Regions from separate parts of the Homo sapiens genome. Here region 2 is linked to region 1. A link is a loop called in an ENCODE intact Hi-C map of the cell type or tissue named here. Cell type or tissue: PC-3. All regions are shown on one strand. Links, peaks and the distances in the headings refer to the core of each region. The heading gives the core; the rest is flanking DNA.

The links. Peaks named below come from ENCODE experiments on the same cell type or tissue, not always from the same donor. Only the 100,000 strongest peaks of a DNase experiment are listed, where the experiment ranks them.
Region 2: it touches region 1 in a loop (3-fold over the local background); 3 of 110 quality-filtered maps call a loop at or near these places.

The regions. Positions count from the first base shown.
Region 1 is chrX:23,817,656-23,825,987 of GRCh38, reverse strand. No RefSeq gene overlaps it. Among named protein-coding and RNA genes, the nearest start is that of SAT1, 39 kb to the right of the region's middle. In PC-3, for the core only: no CTCF peak of the experiment used is centred there; DNase peaks (open chromatin) are centred at 3,417 and 5,377; H3K27ac peaks cover 3,722 bases.
Region 2 is chrX:23,879,343-23,887,674 of GRCh38, reverse strand. It overlaps APOO (apolipoprotein O), which reads left to right. Exons shown (of 9, transcript NM_024122.5): 2 at 6,723-6,830. Among named protein-coding and RNA genes, the nearest start is that of APOO, 24 kb to the left of the region's middle. RefSeq lists a silencer at 96-273 and an enhancer at 4,090-4,856. In PC-3, for the core only: no CTCF peak of the experiment used is centred there; DNase peaks (open chromatin) are centred at 2,784 and 3,614; H3K4me3 peaks cover 600 bases; H3K27ac peaks cover 2,086 bases.

The DNA of each region.
Region 1 (8,332 bases), core at 333-8,332:
AACCTCTATAGGATATGCATAGGTATTTGATTTGTTTGTCCTCAACCTCAGAGTACATGTCTCTGTTTCTAACTTCCAAATCTAAAAAAGAGGAACTCTCTAAAGGCCTTCAATCTCTATGGCTTCTCCCCCTTAGATTTATTAAGCACTCACTGAATGCCTGGTGTAGATACTTTGTTATGGTGGGCAGGTAGAGAAATACCTTTTACAATTCAGATTCAAAGACAAAGTAAGTACATGAAACAATCAGAGTAGTTACAGGCAGCATTATCATAATGTACAATCTGTGGTAGATACTGATTTTGTATTTTGGTCTTGTGCAAAGAAGCACCCAAGGATGTTTGTCTAAAATATGAATGTTGCCAGGAGAGGTGGCTCATACCTGTAATCTTAATACTTTGGGAGGCCAAGACAGGAGGATCACTTGAGCCTAGGAGTTTGAGACCAGCCTGGGCAACATAGTGAGACCCCCAACTCTACAAAACAAATTTCAAAATTAGTCAATTGTCCAGGCGCAGTGGCTCATGCCTGTAATCCCAGCACTTTGGGAGGCCGAGGTGGGCCAATCACTTGAAGTCAGGAGTTCGAGACCAGCCTGGCCAACATGGTGAAACCCTGTCTCTACTAAAAATACAAAAATTAGCCGGGCATGGTGGCACGCACCTGTGATCCAAGCCACTCAGGAGGCTGAGGCAGAAGAATCGCTTGAACCTGGGAGGCGGAGGTTGTGGTGAGCTGAGATCGCACCACTGCACTCCAGCCTGGGCAACACAGTGAGACTCCATCTCAAAAAAAAAAAAATTAACTAGGTGTAGTGGTGCACGCCTGTAGTCTCAGCTACTTGGGAGTCTGAGATGGAAGGATCACTTCAGCCTGGGAAGTTGAGGCTTCAGTGAGCCAAGATTGTGCCACTGCATTCCAGCCTGGGTGACAGAGCAAGACCCTGTCTCAAAAAAAAAAAAAAAAAAAAAGTAAAATATGAGTGTACCTAGGCAGTAGTTTAAAATTTTTGTGTACACTAACTCTTTTAGGTAAGGAAGAAAAGTAATCAGAGGAAACAAGCCTGGTAAAACAGGGAATACAGGCTTCAGATGTATGGTTTTACTGTTAGGACTTAGCTCATGCTCTCTTTGTGTGATCACTGTTTTTCGCTTGGAACACCTTCTGTCCCTAGCAAGTCTAGCAAGTATTAGCCCAGAATTGGGCTTTTGAGCAGCCCTTGATGTATCCCTCTAGCTCATTAATGCTATTGTATATGGAAAATAGTTAATGTCTTATTACTTTCACATGTAAACAGGAATTTTTTTTTTTTTTTTTTTTTTTTTTTTTTGGGATGGAGTCTTGCCCTATTGCCTAGGCTGGAGTGCAGTGGTGCAATCTCAGCTCACTGCAACCTCCGCCTCCCAGGTTCAAGCAATTCTCCTGCCTCAGCCTCCCAAGTAGCTGGGATTACAGGCATGCACCATCACCCAGCTAATTTTTTGTATTTTTAGTAGAGACAGGGTTTCACTAAGTTGGCCAGGCTGGTCTCGAAATCCCAAACTCAGTTGATCTGCCCGTCTCAGCCTCCCAAAGTGCTGGGATTATAGGCGTGAGCCCCTATGCCTGGCCATGAATAGGAATTTGAACATCTGGCTAAGAGTAGTGCCAGTCGAGATCCTGCATGTCCTGCTTTAATAGATATGTTTAATGTAGAATTAATAATATCATTTTCATTGGCCAGGCGCAGTGGTTCACACCTGTAATCCCAGCATTTTGGGAGGCTGAGACAGGTGGGTCACCTGAGGTCAGGAGTTTGAGACCAGCCTGACCAACATGGTGAAACCCCATCTCTACTAAAAATACAAAATTAGCCGGGTGTGGTGGCACATGCTTGTAATCCCAGCTACTTGGGAGTCTGAGGCAGGAGAATTGCTTGAACCCAGGAGGTGGAGGTTGCAGTGAGTTGAGATTGCGCCATTGCACTCCAGCCCGGGCAACAAGAGTGAAACTCCATCTCAAAAAAAAATTAATAATGTCATTTTCATAAGTTATGCCACTGTCCTTTAATTAGCTCCTTAGCAGCTTAAACATGCCATTAGACAGTATTTACTATAGTAATATACTTACTTTTTAAAATTCATAGATAGGAATAAACTTCAGCTCACTGAAATAATTACAAATTCAGAATATTAATAAACATTAAGGTGAGTGTTTCCTTAAGTAAACATAAAATTCAAGCTTGCATGAATGACGTGACCTCTACACAGGAGAGAGTTACCATAGCAAGCCTGAGTCTGCTGACTTCAAAAAGACCTGCTTGCAGGGTTGGCCTTTCGGAAACTGGGCTTCCCGAAAGTTCCCTATGCTCATTAAGTCTAGGGCACCAAGCTCTGTTGTATCAGGTCACAGAGACTGTGCAAACGTTGTGAGTTATGGCAAATGCCTGGCTTCCTTCTGTGAATCTGGTGAATTTTGGTCATTGCTAGGCAGAAGATGCCTACATGACCAGACTCCAATAAAACCCTTTGGTGCCGGCTGGGCAAGGTAGCTCATGCCTGTAGTCCCAGCACTTTCCGAGGCAGGTGGATCACTTGAGGCCAGGAGTTTGAGACCAGCCTGACCAACATGGTGAAACCCCATCTCTACTAAAAACACAAAAATTAGCCAGGTGTGGTGGCACGCGCCTGCAGTCTCAGCTACTCAGGAGGCCAAGGCAGGAGAATCACTTGAGCCCAGGAGTTTGAGGCTGTAGTGAGCCGTGATCATGCCACTGCACTTCAGCCTGGGTGACAGAGCGAGATTCTGTCTCAAAACAAAACAAAAAAAGGCTTTGGCGGTGAATCTCTGATAGGCTTCTCTGGGCAGAAGCATTGCACACGTGTGGCTTCAGTTTTGCTGCTGGAGAAGGGAGCATGCTCAACGTGTGCCCTCCCGGGTTGGGAGGGAGAAAGCATGGGAAGCCTGTGTGTGGATTTCTCCAGACTCTGCTGTGTCTTTTTCCTTTGCTGGTCCTGTCATGAATCCTTTGTTAGGATAAACCTAAGGCATGAGAACATGTATGTTGAGTCCTTTGAGTCATTTTAAGCAAATCTTGAGGACCCACCACCGAAAACAGCATGTTAAGATGGTGTTTGTTTTATGTCATGCCATCTTGCCATCAGCTTTAGAAGAACATAAATAAAAGGACCATTATATTTACATTAAATATTTCCAGGTCACAAGACATTAAAAAAACTGTTTTTATTCATCTTCTTCAAGCAAAGAGAAAGTAGTTTTTGAAAGCCACAGAAAACTCTAAGCTCCCTTGTTTAGACCAAATTAGTGATTGGGTTTTTTTCCTGATTCTCACAGTAGAGTCTTTCTTCCTTCCCTCACGCTATGGAGGCAAGCGGTTTGGGCTGGTTCATAAGTAAATAGGTCATAAACTGCACTCCATTCAAAAGTGACGTCTTTATGAAAGCATTTATTTGTCCTACAGAGAGAGCACTGGCTCATTTCAAATATTGTTCTCAGCCTAGATCAGAATGCTAAAGAGCACACATTGCACATTTTGTTTTAAACACAATAGTTTAATTGTTTGTTTCTTAGTGGTGCCATAAATATTTCCCTGGGAAAGCACTACCAAATAGGTGAGACTTTTAGAAGTCTGTGTGGAATCATACACCTAAATGTCGTAACTAAATCTGTTAGACTTTCAGAAGACAGCATAGGAATAAATCTTGGAAAAGGAGTAAATCGTGATCTTGGGTTAGGCAGTGGTTTTTTAGATACAACACCAAAAGCACGGGTGACAAAACAGATAAATTGGACTACCTCAGAATGTAGAAACTTTTGTGCTATAAATTATACCATCAAGAAAATAAAAAGGCAGTTGGGTGTGGTAGCTCATGCCTGTAATCCCAGCACTTAGGGAGGCCAAGGCAGGTGGATCACTTGAGCCCAGGAGTTTGAAACCACCCTGGGCAGCTTAGCAAGACCCTGTCTCTACCAAAAAAATATCAAAATTAGCCAGGCGTGGTAGCACACACCTGTAGTCTCAGCTACTCAGGAGGCTGATGGAGGATTGCTTGAGCCCAGGAGGTTGAGGCTGCAGTGGGCCATGAGCCTGGGTGACAATAAAACCCTTTCTTTAAAAAAACAAGCTGAATGCAGTGGCTCACACCTGTAATCCCAGCACTTTGGGAGGCCGAGGTGGGAGGATTGCTTGAGCCCAGGAGTTCGAGACCCACCTGGGAAACATAGCAAGACCTCATTTCTATTAAAAAAGTAATAAAGAAAAAAACCCATGGAGTACAGGAAAATATTTGTACATAGATCTGATAAGAGGCTCGCATATACAGAATATTTAAAGAACTTTTACAACTCAACAATAAGAAAACAACCCAATTAAAACTGAGCAGAGGGCCAGGCGCGGTGGCACAAGCCTGTAATCCCAGCACTTTGGGAGGCCAAGGCGGGTGGATCATCTGAGGTCAGGAGTTCAAGACCAGCCTGGCCAACATGGTGAAACCCCGTCTCTACTAAAAATACAAAAATTGGCCAGGCGTGGTGGTTCACGCCTGTAATCCCAGCACTTTGGGAGGCCAAGGCGGGTGGATCATTTGAGGTCAGGAGTTCAAGACCAGCCTGACCAACATGGTGAAACCCTGTTCTACAAAAAATGCAAAAATTAGCCAAACGTGGTGGCACACGCCTGTAATCCCAGTTATTGGGGAGACTGAGGCAGTAGAATCCCTGGGAGGTGAAGGTTGCAGTGAGCTGAGATCGTGCCACTGCACTCCAGCCTGGGCAACAGAGCGAAACACTGTCTCAAAAAAAAAATTAGCCGGGTGTGGTGGCATACGCCTGTACTCTCAGCTACTCGGGAGGCTGAGGCAGGAGAATCACTTGAACCCAGGAGGCGGAGGTTGCAGTGAGTCGAGATTACGCCACTGTACTCCAGCCTGGGCGACAGAGTGAGACTCCCTCTCAAAAAATAAAACAAAGGATTTGAACAGACTCTTTTTTTTTTTTTTTGAGATGGAGTCTTGCTCTGTCACCCAGGCTGGAGTGCAGTAGCACGATCTCAGCTCACTGCAACCTCTGCCTCCTGGGTTTAAGCAGTTCTGCCTCAGCCTCTTGAGTAGCTGGGACTACTAGCGCACACCGCCATGCCTGGCTAATTTTTTGTATTTCAGCAGAGGTGGGGTTTCACCGTGTTGCCCAGGCTGGTTGCGAACTCCTGAGCTCAGGCAGTCTGCCCACCTCGGCCTCCCAAAGTGCTGGGATTACAGACATGAGCCACCGTGCCCAGCCTGACAGACATTTTTAAAAAGAAGATATACAAATGGCCAATAAACCCATGAAAAGCTGTTCAGCATCATTAGTCATCAGAAAAATGCGCATGAAAACCACAAGGTGTCATTTCATACCCACTAGGATAAAAAAGATAAGAACAGGTGTTGACAAGGATGTGGAGAAAACAGTTTGGCAGTTCCACAAAATGCTAAACATGTGACCCAGCATTTCTTCTCTACTGCAGTATATACCCAAGAAAAATGAAAACACATGTCCACACAAAAGCTTGTACATAGATAGCCATAGCAGCATTATTTATCATAGTCACAACAGAAACAATCAAATGTCCATCAACTGATAAATGTATAAACAAAATGTATTTCCATACAATGGAATATTATTCAGCCGTAAAAAAGAACGAAGTACTGGTCAAGTGTGGTGTCTCACGCCTGTACCCAACACTTTGGGAGTTAAGACAGGAGGATCACTTGAGGCCAGGAGTTCAAAACTAGCCTGGGCAACATAGTGAGACCTCACCTCTACAAAATTACAATTAGCTGGGTGTGGTGGCACATGCCTGTAGTCCTAGCCAGTCAGGAGGCTGAAACAGTAGGAGCACTTGAACCCAGGAGTTCAAGGTTACAGTGAGCTATGATTGCACCACTGCACTCCAGCTTGGGTGACAGAGCAAAACCCTGTCTCAGAAAAAAGTACTGATCCATGCCACGTCAATGACACTTGAAAACATTATGCTAAAGTGAAAGAAGCCCATCACAAAAGAGCACATAGTGTATGATTCCATTTATCTGGAATGTCTGGAATAGACAAGTACAAAGAAACAGAAAGTAGATTCATAGTTGCTTAAGACTCCAATGATTGGGGGAGGGCGGAGCATATCAATCAGGGTTCAACTAGAGAAACAGAACACGTAGGAGATGTATTTTGAGAGGTTTATTGCAAGGAGTTGGCTTAGCCGACTGTGGGGGCTGGCCAGGCTAGTCTGAAATCCATAGGGCTGGTAAGCAGAAAGGGCAGCTGGAGTTTTCAGGCATGAGTGGAAGCTGTGGTCCATAGATGGAATTTCTTCTTCAGGCAAACCTCAGTTCAGCTCGTAAGGTCTTTCACCTGATTGAATCAGGCCCACTTATATAGAAGTCAACTGATTATGGACTTTTTTTTTTTTTTTTGAGACGTAACCTCACCTATAGCTGGAACTACAGGTGCGTGCCACCACACCCGGCTAATTTTTGTATTTTTTAAATTATTTTTTTGAGATGGAGTCTCCCTCTGCCACCCAGGCTGGGGTGCAGTGGCCCAATCTCGGCTCACTGCACCCTCCGCCTCCCAGGTTCAAGCGATTCTCCTGCCTCAGCCTCCCGAGTAGCTGGGATTACAGGCATGTGCCACGACGCCCGGCTAATTTTTGTATTTTAGGAGACACGGGGTTTCACCATGTTGGCCAGGCTGGTCTTGAACTCCTGACCTCAAGTGATCCACCTGCCTCGGCCTCCCAAAGTGCTGGGAATACAGGTGTGAGCCACAACGCCCAGCCTCATTATGGATTTTTATCACATCTACAGGATAACCTTCACCAAAGCTCCTAGATTAGTATTTGATCACCTGGGGACTGTAGTCAAGTTGACACATAAACTGGCATGGAGGGGTGGGAAGTGACTTCTAATGGTGTTTCTTTTTGGAGTGAGGTTGCACAATTCTGTTGAAAATTATTGAATTGTACACTTTAAATGGGTGAATTATGATATGTGAATTATATCTCAATAAAGATGGTTTTTTGTTGTTTTTTGAGACGGAGTCTTGCTCTGTCGCCAGGCTGGAGTGCAGTGGTGCGATCTCAGCTCACTGCAACCTCCGCCTCCTGGGTGCAAGTGATTCTCCTGCCTCAGCCTCCCGAGTAGCTGGGACTACAGGTGTGCGCCACCATGCCCAGCTAATTTTTGTATTTTTAGTAGAGACGGGTTTTCACCACGTTGGCCGGGATGGTCTCAATCTCTCGACCTCATGATCTGCCTGCCTCGGCCTCCCAAAGTGTTGGGATTACAGGCATGAGTCACTGCGCCCAGCCAAAGATGTTTTTTAAAACTGCGTATTTGCACACCCCTGTTCATAGCAGTACTGTTCACATTAGCAATGAGGTGGAAGCAACCCAAATGTCCATTGACAGATAAATGGATAAACACGTGATATGTGTATACAGTGGAATGTTATTTGGTCTTAAAAAGGAAGGAAATCTTGTCACATGCTACAATATGGATGAAAAAGGAGGACTTGTTGCTAAGTGAAATTAAGCCAGTCACAAGACAAATTATGGGCGGGATGTGGTGGCAAAACTCCATCTCAAAAAAAAAAAAAGCTAAGATGGTAAATTTTGTTTTTTACAATAATAAAATAATGAAAAAAAGACTGTCCTGCGTTGCCCGAGCAGCACCCCTGTTATCTGAACTCTGCCCCAACACCCTTTTCTGTACCATATAGTGTTGCATATAGTCTCTAAATGAGAACATCCTCAAGGTATAATCAAAATATACTTAGAGAGTTCAGGTGGTACTGGCTCAATTGTTTATCTCTTCATGGCTTATTTAATTTCATTACCTATTTCTAGGAAACCAATGATGGAGATAATGAATTGACAGGATATAAATTTGAGTTAGAGTTGTTTGGATTTACTTTTTCCAGTAACTAAGGCAGCTGCTAAAAGCAACTAAAAATCTGGTCTCGGCCAGGTGCAGTGGCTCACGCCTGTAATCCCAGCACTTTGGGAGGTCAAGGCAGGTGGATCATCTGAGGTCAGGAGTTGGAGACCAGCCTGGCCAACATGGTGAAGCCCCATCTCTACTAAAATTATAAAAAGATTAGCCAGGCATGCTGGTGCACGCCTGTAGTTCCAGCTACTCGGGAGGCTGAGGCAGGAGAATCGCTTGAACCTGGGAGGCAGATGGTTGCAGTGAGCAGAGATCATGCCACTGCACTGCAGCCTGGGCAACAGAACAAGATTGTGTCTCAAAAAAAAAGAAAAAATCTGGTCTCAAATGATAGAAAAGTGACTGCCTGGCCC
Region 2 (8,332 bases), core at 1-8,000, 62 kb before region 1:
CTGAGCCAACTCATCTGCCCTGACCAGGGAGTGTACCTGGCAACAAGGCTTCTCAAGGACTATCACTTGGGAAAGGGAGTGCTCAGGGCGTGGGTACATGCAGTCTAGAGATTACAGCCCTGCATCAGAAAAAGTTTGGGGGAGGCCGGGCACAGTGGCTCATGCCTGTAATCCCAGCACTTTAGGAGGCCGAGGCGGACGGATCACAAGGTGAAGAGATCAAGACCATCCTGGCCAACATGGTGAAACCCCGTCTCTGCTAAAAATACAAAAATTAGCCGCATGTGGTGGCGCACACCTGTAGTCCCAGCTACTTGGGAGGCTGAGGCAGGAGAATGGCTTGAACCCAGGAGGCGGAGGTTGCAGTGAGCCAAGATCATGCCACTGCACTCCAGCCTGGCGACAGAGGGAGACTCTGTCGCAAAAAAAAAAAAAAAAAAAAAAAGGGAAAAAGAAAAAGTATGGGGGAGATTTCACTTCTTGGGAGGTATATTCAGTCCGATTATATCATAATGGGTCAGGACTCCTCATGGAGAGAGAATACCTTTGTGTTCATGTCTCACAAAGCAACCCATCCAGAGTGCGAACAGGAGGAAAGTTGATAAGGCTAGAGATTTTTTTTTATTATGTCCCAGACCCTGAAAGTTGATTGTGTTTCTTCAAAGAACTGGATTGTTCTTCCTTGGGGAGACAAAAGATTGAAGAAGGTTCATCTCCTCTTTGTGCCCTTACACTGTCCTGGGGTGATTCTACCCATCTTAGCCTTTCCCTTCTTAAATCCTGATTTTGAATAGGTTGGCCTGAATACTCAATATGAGCCCTAACAAATTATGATAACCACCTGGCAGGCACACAGTGTCGAAGATGGCCATTTGTGATGACATCTGGTCTGGCCAGCTTCCTTTTTACTGTTAAGAGGGAAAGGTGGTGAGCATGCTGAGGCAGGGTGGGGTCATCTCGCACCAGGAGGAGCCCCCTTTGAAGCTAAAAAGGAAGATGAATCAGCCAAGATGTTGAGTGCATCAGCTTCAGCCATGTCTACCTGGGGACCTTTTACCAAGGCTCCTCCCATGGGTTTCCATCACACAGATCTATACCAGTTCCTTACCATGGTCAGGTGTGTGGCTGGCTCCTTAGGAATGAGCTTGGCATGGATTAGGTGTGCTAGAGCTGATGGATTTTTTAAAAAGTCTAATTTACATAGAGTGAAATACATAGATTTTTAAGTTGTACAGTCTTAGTTGTACAATTTGAGCTTTGACAAATGTATATACCTTGAATAACCCATACCCCAATCAAGATTGTTTCACCCCAGAAAGTTCACTTGTGCCACTTCTCAGTAAGTCCACTTCCTTCCAACTCCCACCTCCCCGGCCTAGTAGTGATTGTTCTGGTTTCTCACTATGTTTGAGGCCATGGGTTTTAAAACATACAGATTTTCTTCAAGTCTAGATGGTGAGAGATGTCAGAAAGTAATACTTACTCAAGTAAATCAGAGGTTCTCAGTGGGAGAGTTGCTCCCCAGGAGACATTTGGCAGTGTCTGGAGATGTTTTTGACTGTCGTGACTGGGAGGAGGTGCTACTGGCATCTAGTGGGTAGAGGCTAGGGATGCTGCCAAACTTCCTGCAGTGCACAGGACAGCCCCACAAAGAAGGACCCAACCCAAATGTCAGTAGTGCTGAGTTTGAGAAATCCTCGAGTAAATCATGTGTTCTCTGCAAACTAAGAATTATGGTCCTGGGGAGTGTTCATTTGTAGGTCTCCCAGGTCTCCTGGGGTGAGGTTTGCTTTTTCTTTGTTTTGTTTGCTTGTCTGTTGAGAGCCTGCTGGAAGCTGAAAAGGCCGCTGCAGGAGCCAGCTTTCTTTGGTGCTACCACCCTTGTGGCCACAGTTCTTGCTGTGGAATGGGTATCAGGGTAGGCTTAGGGAGGAAAACTAATAGGAGAAGAGGAAGAAGAAGAAAACAGTTTAGGCAGTAAAGGGAGGCAGGCCTAGAATAATATTAAAACTAGAAAAACAAGTAAGATAAGAGGGGAAGGTAAAGTAGAAATTAATAATTAAGAATCCAATAAAATGTTAAAGGAAATGAGTTGAGATTTAAAATCAAAGATAGGCTGAGTGTGTTGGCTCACACCTGTAATCCCAGCACTTTGGGAGGCCAAGGCGGGAGGATTGCTTGAGCTCAGGAGTTCGAGACCAGCTTGAGTAACATGATGAGACCCTGTCTCTGCTATATATATATAGTTATGTATAGATATAGTTATATATTTATATATATATATAATATATATATTTGCCGAGGCTGGAGTGCAGTGGCACGATCTCGGCTCACTGCAACCCCTGCCTCCCAGTTTCAAGCAATTCTCCTGCCTCAGCCTCCCGAGTAGCTGGGATTACAGGCGTCTGCCACCACGCCTGGCTAATTTTTGTGTTTTTTGTAGAGACTGGATTTCATCATGTTGGCCAGGCTGGTGTCGAACTCCCGACCTCAGGTGATCCACCCACCTCGGCCTCCCAAAGTGCTGGGATTACAGACGTGAGCCACCGCACCCGGCCTTACTGTGCTTTATGAGAAATAAATACACCCCTGAAGTGCTGAGGAAGTCCAGACCCAAAAAACATGTTCTTATGGACTTAAAATTTCAGGTCAACTTTTTCTTAATTTCCAAAAGACAACAGTTTCTAAGTTTGCCTACTTTAGCTTTTCAAGTAAAATAAAAGATACATAGATAGATGACTAGACCTCTAGCTGTCTGTCGGTCTCTGGAACATGTCCAAAACCAACTCATCATTTTTCCCTCAGACTTGCCCCTCTTTTTCTACTTCCTCTCTCAGGAATGCTGTGTCACCACCCAACTAGAAAAACCCATCGGAAACCCCAAGGTCACTTAAAATCTACTCTTTTCCTGATTTTCGAAAATCCAATACATTGTTGTTAACTCTAGTCATTATGTTGTACAACAGATCTCTTGAACTACTCCTCCTAACTGAAACTTTGTACTTTTGACCAATATCTCCCCAACTCCCCCCAGCCCTTGCCCTGGTAGCCACCATTGTGCTCTCTACTTCCATTAGTTCAACCTTTTTAGATTCCACAAAAATTAATTTGTGAGGTAGTGCATATGTTAATTAGCTCAATTTAGCCATTCCACAATGTACACATATTTCAAAACAGCATGTTGTACACAATAAATATACACGATTCTTGTCAGTTTAAAAATTAAAATAAATGAAAATAAAAATTAAACCAAGGTCATCGTCACTCTTCCTTTCCCTTTGGTCACTAAGTCCTGCTAATTTTGCCTATTAAACTATCTCAATTCTACTTTCTCCTCTTTCTCCTCTCCTGTGCAATCTTTCCTTGGGCCCTTATTTCTTTCCTTCATTGTTTTAGCAGCACCATAACTGGTCAGCTGGCCCTTTAATGACTTAAAGCGCCACACTGAGAAATAATCGTCTTTCTAAATGGCAAACTCGATTCTATATTCCATCCTTATTTGAGATCTTTTGGTATTTATTACCTAGGACTTTTATGTGAGCCACACGAGTCCCATTATGATCTGGCTACAACCAACTTCTCTGACTCATCTCTCTGTCACTCTGCTCCCTCCCACAAAACTCGAACTCCCTACACTTCTCCCATGCTGTTTCCCAGCTTCGTGGCTTCACACATGCTGATTCCTCTGTCTATAATGTCCTATACTTGTTTTGTCTTTCTGTAGAACTGCCTAAGAGCCGGGAGAATTCATGCTTTTGAAACAAGGGGAATTTCCCTTGTCCCTCTTACAGGGCATGTGATGGGAGTGTGGCCCACTTCTTAGGTGCCCCACTGCTCAAAACCCCTAGGGAAAGCAGGCAGATGGGCAGGTCGTGGGGAGTGTGGGCTCCAACCCCATGGCAGCGTCTAGGGGTGGATGTTTACAGCTTCTGCAGCCCCAGTGGGCGTGTGTTACGTGTGCTCTTTTAGTTTTGCTGTCAGTAGGCAGCTTGTGTTCATCAGCTCAGTTAGACCCTCTGCCTTATTGCAAGGACAGAGGGCTTTCTGTATCCTAGGGTTCTTGCCTGAGTATACCAGAAAAACCGGATCACACGTGGGCTTGGAGGATGAGTGCAAGGTTTTATTGAATGGTGGAAGTAGCACTCAGCAGATGGAAACGGAGCCAGAAGGGGTATGGAGTGGGAAGGTGGTTTTCCCCTGGAGTCAGGCCGCTTAGCAGCCAGGCTCTCCTCTGACCGCCCTCAGCCAAACTCCGCGTTGTCCTGCCGTTCTGCTGTTGGTGGCCTGCCGGAGTCTGTCACTGTGTTCTTCTGCTGGTATGTTGTTCCTTGCCTCTGCTTCTCTTGACGTCCAGCCGCTTGTGTGCCTGCCCGCTAGGGTCTCGGGGTTTTTATAGGCACAAGATGGGAGTGTGGTGGGCCAGGGTGGTCTTGGGAAATACGATATTTGGGCACAAAAACAGAAATGCCTGTCCTCACCTAGGTTGGTGGGCACAGGCCCAGGGGTGGAGCCCTAGCCAGGGACCACGCCCTTCTCTACCCAGCATTTCCCTGCCTGCCCCTCCCGTATCACTTTTCTTTTATTTATTTACTTTTTGAGACAGGGTCTCGCTCTGTTGCCCAGGCTGGAGTGCAGTGGCAGTATCTTGGCTCACTGCAATCTCCACCTCCTGGGTTCAAGCGATTCTTGTGCCTCAGCCTCCCTTATTTTATTTTTTAATCTGTCCCAGGCCAAGTGCAGTGGTTCACACCTATAATCCCAGCACTTTGGGAGGCCGCGGTGGGTGGATCGTTTGAATCCAGGAGTTTGAGACCAGCCTGGGCAACATGGCAAAACCCTGTCTCTACAAAAATTACAAAAATGAGCTGGACATGGTGGTGCATGCCTGTAGTCCCAGCTATTTGGGAGACAAGACAGGAGGAGTGCTTGAACCTGGGATGGGAAGGTTGCAGTGCAGCAGAAATCCTGCTGCTGCACTCCAACCTAGGCAACAGTGTGAGACCCTGTGTAAAAAAAAAAAAAAAAGTTTGTCCATTTATTTACATCTATCAAGTTCTTCCTACCAGAATGGAAGCCCTTTCAGGGTGAGGATATGTCTTACTCCATATTCCTATTTCTATGGCTGTGCCTAACACACAAGGCATGCTCAATAATTGTTTATTTCCTGCTCAAATGAGACAAAAGGAAATGGATGGAGGAGAGGTGGAAAATAAATGAGTGATTGATTTCTCTCTAACTATTTAGGCATGATTTAGCATCTTGGAAATCATATTACTGAGATTTGCAGTGCCTGTAATGTGAAAGATGAGGCTATTCTGTAATACAAAACGTAATGCCAGCTAAAATATAACAAAAATATCTGTTGAAACGTATGGCTGCAAATTCCCATATTTCAGAAGCAAATAAAGAGCTGAAAGCCATTAAGAAAAAAAAGGGTGGTTGTTACTTTAACTGGTTTAAAAACAATTGATACATCTTGAAGTATTAAGTGTGCATCTTGAGGTCTTAATTTCAATGCAGTTTTGCTACAGATTTCTTTTGCTTCCACGATACAGATTAGCCAGCTAGTGCTGACATTAGTTCATGTGGTTTGTGCCCATCACAATTATTAGGCAGAACCAGCAGCACCAGGATACAACCTAAGGAGATCAACGTCCCTCCTAGAAAACTGCCACGGCCTTCGCAGGAGGGGTCTGAATTTTTTTTTTTTTTTTTTTTTTTTTTTTTGAGGTGGAGTCTCGCACTGTCACCCAGGCTGGAGTGCGGTGGCACAATCTTGGTTCACTGCAACCTCCACCTCCCAGGTGCAGGTGATTCTCCTGCTTCAGCCTTCTGTGTAGCTGGGATTACAGGTGCCCGCCACCACGCCCAGCTAATTTTTTTTTTTTTTTTGTAATTTTAGTAGAGACGGGATTTCACTATGTTGGCCAGGCTGGTCTCGAATGCCTGACCTGGTGATCCACCCACCCGCCTCTGCCTTCCAAAGTGCTGGGATTACAGGCGTGAGCCACTGCGTCCAGCACATTTTTTATATTCACAATTAAATTAATAAACCATAACTCTCCTCCTCTCAGCCCATCTTTTTTTTTTTTTTTTTTTTTTTTTTTTTTTAGTGGAGCGATTATTTTGTGTGTGTGAAACAGAGTCTCACTCTATTGCCCAGGCTGGAGTGTAGTGGCATGATCATGGCTCACTGAAGCCTCAAACTCAAGAGTTCTCCCACCTCAGTCTCCTGAGTAGCTGGGACTACAGGCACACACCACCATGCCTGGCTGATTTTTTAAAAAAATATATTTTGTAGGCCAGGTGCACTGGCTCACACCTGTAATCTCAGCACTTTGGGAGGCCGAGGCGGGCGAATTACCTGAAGTCGGGAGTTCGAGACCAGCCTGGCCAACATGGCAAATCCCCATCTCTACTAAAAATACAAAAATTAGCCGGGTGTGGTGGCAGACGCCTGTAATCCCAGCTACTTGGGAGGCTGAGGTAGAAGAATCGCTTGAACCTGGGCGTTGGAGGTTGCAGTGAGCTGAGATCACGCCACTACACCGCAGCCTGGGTAACAGAGCAAGACTCCATCTTGAAAACATAAAAATAAATAAAAATAAAATAAAGCACAGTAAGCCTTTCAGGGTGGGGAGTGGCTGAGGTTATGAATATGCTCATGTTCTGCACATTCGGTCTGTAACATAGAGAGGTTTAAGATTGCTTCTGCATTTCAGGTAATTCAGAGGTCCGTGGGGCCAGCCAGCCTGAGCTTGCTCACCTTCAAAGTCTATGCAGCACCAAAAAAGGACTCACCTCCCAAAAATTCCGTGAAGGTTGATGAGGTAACATGTTGTTCATGTTGCGATATATTTTGAGTGTCTGATTTAGTTACTGTAGGATAATTTTTTACAAATTGTATATCAGGAAGATGTGACTGTTTAAAATACATTTATTTATTTATTTATTTATTTATTTATTTATTTATTTTGAGACGGAGTTTCGCTCTTGTTGCCCAGGCTGGAGTGCAATGGTGCGATCTCGGCTCATTGCAACCTCCTCCTCCTGGTTCAAGCCATTCTCCTGCCTCAGCCTCCCAAGTAGCTGGGATTATAGGCATGTGCCACCACGCCTGGCTAATTTTGTATTTTTAGTAGAGACAAGGTTTCACCATGTTGGCCAGGCTAGTCTCGAACTCCCGACCTCAGGTGATCCACCTGCCTCGGCCTCCCAAAGTGCTGGGATTACAAGCGTGAGCCACCACGCCCAGCCAGAAGACATTTAAACAGAGAAAATATATTTCCTTATAGTTTGTTTAATTTGTGGGAAATATTAAACTATGGCTTTTTCAACAGATAAACTTTAATGATACTTAGGTAAGGGCACAATTAAGGAATACTTTATAAATGTTTACTGGGGAATCCACTGTGTCCCAACAGGTTATAAGCACAACTCACTTTTCTAAGTGGTCTGCCTGATTCTTGGCTTATCTTGATTCTTATCGAGCCAAGAATATATTCACATTTTTTCCTCTCTAAGAAATTAGAGATCTGGATCCTTTCTGTTTCTTGGCTAGAGGAGCCGCTCATAAGTATGTACTTAATAAATACTAAATTTAAAAAAAAAAAAAACAAGAAATCTTCTCTCTACTGTTTACATTCCTTTTTGGTCTGTACTTCCCACTAATTATTTTGGATATTCAGTTTCTGTTGCCTTTGAATAAAGTGAGGTAAGGATCTACCTTCAGTCCTGGGTAGGGTTACTAGATTGGTGTTTACATAAAGCTAATTAGCTTATCTTTTGCCCTTTACTCGCTTCTCAGGCCTTGGCACAGTGGCATTTTTGAGGGTAAAGAAGGCAGCCAGCAGTGGCTGTAAGAAGTTCTCTGGGTGGAGAATAAACCTGCTGTCCTGCTTTGATTAACATCAGACCAATCATTTGAACTGAATGACATGCCCTTTGGTTACTCTCAAGCTTTTTTAACCCCTTCACCCACCCTTTAGAGTAATAAAATCTTTTTTCCAAGCTCAATCTAAGGTGGAATACCAAATACCAGTATATAAAATGGATAAAGAGGAGCTGCTTTGTTTGTAGTCAGTGGGTGGGGAGAAAGTAGGACACCTCATAGCCCTGCCCTTTTGGCCTTGGCCTCGTTGATTATGGAAATAAGGTGCAGAGATAGTTTGAGATAAAGTTCAGGTTGCTTGTAACCCTTAGAGTCACTGGAATTCATGAAGTATTATTATTATTATTTTTGAGATGGAGTCTCACTCTTGCCTAGGCTTGAGTGCACTGGCACAATCTTGGCTTACTGCTACCTCCACCTCCCAGGTTCAAGAGATTCTCC